Regions from separate parts of the Homo sapiens genome. Here region 1 is linked to region 2. The links are chromatin contacts, found by Hi-C or POLR2A ChIA-PET in ENCODE. All regions are on one chromosome and are shown on one strand. Each heading gives the region's core, a stretch centred on a gene start or an enhancer-like site at or near the end of the contact. The rest is flanking DNA. Distances are from core to core; before and after follow the strand shown. Region 1 overlaps ABHD2 (abhydrolase domain containing 2, acylglycerol lipase). Region 2 has its middle 39 kb from the start of CARMAL.

What was found. A loop is a pair of places that touch in the nucleus more often than their neighbours do. ChIA-PET counts read pairs that join two places held with the same protein, here RNA polymerase II (POLR2A). Pooled maps may share reads with other maps.
Region 1: a pooled map shows a loop between it and region 2 (2.2-fold over the local background). The contact joins two enhancer-like sites. A Hi-C loop is called at or near these places in 1 of 168 maps with a recorded cell type or tissue (endothelial cell of umbilical vein) and 10 of 50 pooled maps. POLR2A ChIA-PET finds 5 or more read pairs at or near these places in 1 of 52 experiments (activated CD4-positive, alpha-beta T cell).

Annotation. Positions count from the first base shown.
Region 1 is chr15:89,166,447-89,169,146 of GRCh38, reverse strand. All of the region lies in intron 5 of ABHD2 (abhydrolase domain containing 2, acylglycerol lipase), which reads right to left. Among named protein-coding and RNA genes, the nearest start is that of RLBP1, 54 kb to the left of the region's middle. RefSeq lists enhancers at 1,403-1,772, 682-1,881. Within about 2 kb of position 1,331, at least 18 of the 41 ENCODE cell types and tissues checked have a DNase peak (open chromatin) inside an H3K27ac peak, as active enhancers do.
Region 2 is chr15:89,001,070-89,003,769 of GRCh38, reverse strand. No RefSeq gene overlaps it. Among named protein-coding and RNA genes, the nearest start is that of CARMAL, 39 kb to the left of the region's middle. RefSeq lists a silencer at 678-972 and an enhancer at 990-1,601. Within about 2 kb of position 1,272, at least 3 of the 41 ENCODE cell types and tissues checked have a DNase peak (open chromatin) inside an H3K27ac peak, as active enhancers do.

The DNA of each region.
Region 1 (2,700 bases), core at 82-2,581, 170 kb before region 2:
ATCTTACTCCCCCCAACCATTTGATTCCTTTTATTATTTTTATTCTTATTTTTTTGAGACGGTCTCGCTCTGTCTCCCTAGGCTGGAGTACAGTGGCATGATCATGGCTCACTGCAGCCTTGACCTCCCCAAGCTCAAGACGTCCTTCCACCTTAGCCTCTTGAGTAGCTGGGACTATAGGCACATGCCACCAAACCCAGCTAATTTCTGATTTTTTGTAGAGATGGGCGAACTTGCCTGGGAGGTTCCACTATGTTGCCCAGGCTGGTCTCGAACTTCTGAGCTCAAGAGGTCTGCCCACCTTGGCTTCCTTTCCCAAAGTGCTGAGATTACAGGTGTGAGCCACTGCACCCAGCTTTGATTCCTTTTAGACCCATCTATCATTACTCAGGTTTGAGACTAATTATTTGAGACCTAGAGCAGATGTTCAGATGTCATTGGGACAGTTACAAAACTCAGATTTGCTACACTACTGAGGAGCAATTACAGCTAATTGTGTAGGCACTTTGGGAGCCTCAATTTAATTAAATCCAAACACATCTGATCTGGATAAAGGGCCAACCCTGCCTGATGTCAGACAGACTGCTGGATGTTCTGTGAAGAGATGCCACCTCTCCCATGCAAGGGAAGGGCAAAGACATGGTGCCCAGCTCCAGGATCAGCCTTCTGGAAGGTCCTCCTGGGACCTCCCCTGATGTCAGTTACCAAACACCTTTAGTGCCTGGGGCCTCTCCCTGGCCTGTTATTACTAACAGCTACATTAATCTGTTTTTAAATGAGGCTCTATGTATTTAATTCTTATGGGATTAGCACTAGGTAACTATATAATCTTGCTGCCGCTTTTTAAAGTAAGATGAAATCTGAAACACTAGCTGGGCCTTAGACAGATGAGTATTGCACGGCCATTTTGGAAAGGCAACTTGCTGGGAACAGAAAAGACCCCTCACCTTTTTCTCAAGCCCCTACACCTAAAGAAGGACAAGGCAAAGGCTGCCTGAAAGCTATTATTTCAACAGCCACTTCCCCAAATGACACTAGCATGACTAAATAGGCTAAAATACAGGGACTCGAGACTTGGTGTTCCTTGTGGATGGAGACTCTGAGTCATCTCTGTATGTTCCATGCCAGGCCCATGCATGGCATCTGTGGATATGCCACAAAATGTCAGGTGGATAAGAAGGAAGTTTGAATCGTCTGGAATAAAGGCACACAGTACTCGCCAGCATGAGTAAGCAGGGGACATGAAAGAGGTACTTGAATATCTTTCCCACTAAGTTTAGCCTAAGAGAAAAATACAGTTAAGCTAACATGGCTCGCTGACAGGTGGGCGGTTAGGGGCCTAGCAGCCCCTGTCACTTCCATAGTAAAAGTATGTGAGTCATTTCTTAAAGTCAAGGGGAAACTATCTTAAAGCTGAGTCATCCAGGAATACAATAGCTGTAGAAATAAAGTTAAGGCCCCTTTGTGCTATCAAATTAGTTGGCCTTGCCCTTATCTCTGAAATAAGGATTTTAAAAAATGAGTGTTTTCAGCCTTGTTTCCCCAGGTATAGGATGCCTAAAACTGCCCTCTTATGGCTAAAGGTTTAAGTATTCAGATATCATCCTGAAAGTGCAGAACTCACCACTCTTGGCCACTGTTCTGCTTTGGATATGACTCCCTGACACACTTCCTGAAGCTCCTGGCCCCTGGCTCTCAGCAGACGATCTTGCCAGGTGTTTTACTACGATGTCTGAGTTCTGCAAACTCACTACCTTCACTTTCACATTCTCTCTCTCCCTTCACCCATCTCTTCCTCCTCCCTTCCCATTGTGCCCTTCTGCCATTATAAAACTCAACTGTTTAATGCAGAGGCAACACAATTCATAACTATGAATACAATTCAAAATTGAGTCTACACCAATGAAAATGGTAGATATGAGAAGCTTATCGAAACACCTATGTTTATGATCTAATAGAAGATTGTAAGATATTAAGCAGTAAAAACAAAATAGAAGTTCCTTAAAAATCACTGCCTGAAGCTCTTACAGTGAGATGTCTTGGATCATGGGTGATCTCTACAGCATGCTAAAGGTAGGTAACCCTACATCCTAGTCTCTCCAAGAGGGTCCTGGAATGTATTGTTCTGATGCAGTTATTAATAAAGTTATGAATTATTATAACGTTATTAATAAAGTCCCTTTTTACTCTCAAAAGTGTCTCAATTGGAATGTGTAATTAGATGGAGGGAGATGGGGTCTCCCTCCCTTCTAAGACTGAAGTCCCGTCCTCTAAGCAAGACCAAGTTTTCTGACCTTACCTTGAGGTTCCAAAAGATTGTTTGTATATATGTTTGTTTGTTTTAAGAGATAGGGTCTCACTCTGTAGCTCAGGCTGTGCAGTGGCATGATCACAGCTCAGTGTAGCCTTGAACTCCTGGGCACAGCGCTTCTAGAGTAGCCGGGACTACAGACATGAGCCACCATGCCCAGCTAATTTATTTTTATTTTTTGTAGAAATGAGGTCTCACTGTGATTAAAGGTGTGAGCCACTGTACCCAGCCCAAGAGATAATTTTTGTTTTGTTTTTGAGACAGGGTCTCACTCTGTCACCCAGGCTGGAGTGCAGTGGCATGATCACGGTTCACTGCAGCCTTAATCCAAAAGATAGTTTAAAAAACAAAAAAGTTCCTGTATTAAACCCAGTTGGACATTAAAGATT
Region 2 (2,700 bases), core at 23-2,522:
TGTTCCTAAGCAGGTAGCTACAGGTAAAAGGTTAGAAATCTCCACAGGTGGCCAGGCGCGGTGGCTCTCGCCTGTCCCTCAATTTGGGAGGCTGAGGCAGGTGAATCACGAGGTCAGGAGATGGAGACCATCCTGGCTAACATGGTGAAACCCCGTCTCTACGAAAAATACAAAAAATTAGCCAGGTGTGGTGGTGGCACACGCCTGTAGTCCCAGCTACTCAGGAGGCTGAGGTATGAGAATTGTTTGAACCTGGGAGGTGGAGGTTGCAGTGAGCTGAGATCGTTCTACTGTACTCCAGCCTGGTGACAGAGCAAGATTCCGTCTCAAAAAAAAAAAAAAAAAAAAAGAAAGAAAGAAAGAAAGGAATCTCCACAGGTAGCTACTGTGTTCACCTTATGTGAAGTCCTGATTACTGAGTGCCAGATGAATACATAATTACATAATTGACTGTCCCCTTCCTTGCTCCTTTTCTCTTGTAACATGTGAATTACTGTGCTGTCTTTTCCCTCCAGCCCACTTTCCCCTTTAAATATTGATACCTTCAAAATCATCTTTGGAGAAAGGCACTGACCTGTCTCTCAGGTGTGTCCTTAACTTTGGCAAAATAAGCTTCTCCATTGATTGAGACCTGTCTTGGATACTTTTTGGTGTACATGCTTAGAGCCTCTGCTCGGAGCTGGCCTGTGTCACCTCCACCATGTTTCATGGGCCATAATCACTCATGTGGCCAGGCCTGACAGGGCAGGAAAGGCACACTCTTTCCCCGGGAGGCACCACACATCTCATGGCTGGTGGGGATAAACAGTCTGCTTCTAGGAAGCGGGGCAGCGGATGACAGAAACCAGAATCTAATCCAATCGCCCACACCTGGTCAACTTTCTTTTCACAACTATAACTGGCCTTTTTAGCAGCATTATTTCATAAATGCAGCTGACAAGAAAGAAAGTCATTTTACACCGTGGAGTCCGTGGTAGAAGACCAGGCACTGGGATGAAAAGGTCAGCGCTGGGGTACAGGGCCCCCCTTTTCAGTTCATTCACGGTGCTCCTGCCGGGGTCAGGGGGTGGCCAAGCCCTCCTCAGGCCACTGGGATTCCCCTCACCTCAGGCTGCCCTCCCTCCCTGAGGTTATGGGTTCAGCCTGTCTGGGACCTTGGTGGTAGGGTTTTTTGGTGGTAGTCAGGCGTTTGCTTTTTTTCTCTAATAAACAAAGCAAGAGGTCAGTGGGATGAGCTGGCCACACTGTCTGAAGCAGGCGGAAGTGCTGTGGTTTCTGGCGACTGTAAACATCTGTGTGCAGGAGGTGGTGTGGGCAGATGTGCTGGCAGAGAGGAGGGCCACTCTGCAGAAGCCCCAGGCTCTGATATCTCTCTCTCCCTTGTTGTTTTGGCAAAAGAATCACATGGTTAAAATAGTAGAAGTTCAGATCAAAAATAGAACTAGATAGCCAGGGGCAGTGGCTCATGCCTGTAGTCCCAGCTACTCAGGAGCCTGAGGCAGGAGGATCATTTGAGCACAGGAGTTAAAGACCAGTCTGCACAACTTAGGGAGACCCTGTCTCTAAAAATAATAATAATAATAATAATAATAATAATAATAATAATAATAATAAAGATATAATCTGTGTACAGCACCCTTGACCCAACTAACTCCATCTTAGAAAAAGACTCCATTTTATATTTCACAGGGCACTTTGCCAACAAGGATAAGATATTTTGCTTAATAAGCAGAAAAAAAAAAAGATAAAGGCTGCATCCAACCAGATAAAGACACAAACAAGCACAACTCTTCCAACTGTCAGTTGTCACCAGAGAACTCTGTGACTCTAAAAGAGCAGGCCTGGCTGGGCACGGTGGCTCACACCTGTAATCTCAGCACTTTGGGAGGCTGAGGCGGATGAATCACGAGGTCAGGAGTTGGAGACCAGCCTGGCCAACATGGTGAAACCTCGCCTCTACTAAAAATACAAAAATTGGCCAGGCATGGTGGTGCATACCTGTAATCCCAGCTACTCAGGAAGCTGAGGCAGGACAATTGCTTGAACCTGAGGTTCCTTGTCTCATGGCCACAGAGATCAAGGATGCGGACACACAAAGAGTGAGGGGTTAAGAGTGGAAATTTAATCAGCAAAAGAAAGAGAATAGCTTTCTACTACAGAGAGGTGTCCTGAAAAAATGGGTTGCTGATCCATGGTGAAATGCAGGGGGGGTTATAGATGAGCTAGTGGGAAGGTGGTGTCTGATCTACATAGGGCATGAAAAACTGGTTGGGACCAAGTGTCCTACATCTGCCACCCACCTGCATAGGGTGTGAATCTCTGGCAGCCCCCACCCAGTCTTTTATTATGCAGGTGGGTTCCCTGCCTGAGCTGCGCCATGTTGCCCATTTCTTTCTTACTGTATACATGCTGACAAAAAACGGGAAGGTGGAGCTTCCACGGTGGACATGCTTGGCCCCCAGGTAGCCCTTTTCTATTGGTGCAGCTGCTGGCAATCCCCCATGCAAGCTTCCAGCTTTCTTATTTATGTTTGCAGCTTGATTTTTCAGGCTGCTCTTTGTTAGGGAAAAAAAATAATAATTTCTTGGGCTGCTTTTTGTTAGGAGAGGAGTTCTGCCAAGGACTCTTTTGCCCTATCTGCCTAAATAATTTCTATCTCCTGTGTCAACACCAGTGTCTTGACTGACACTTATCATGAGT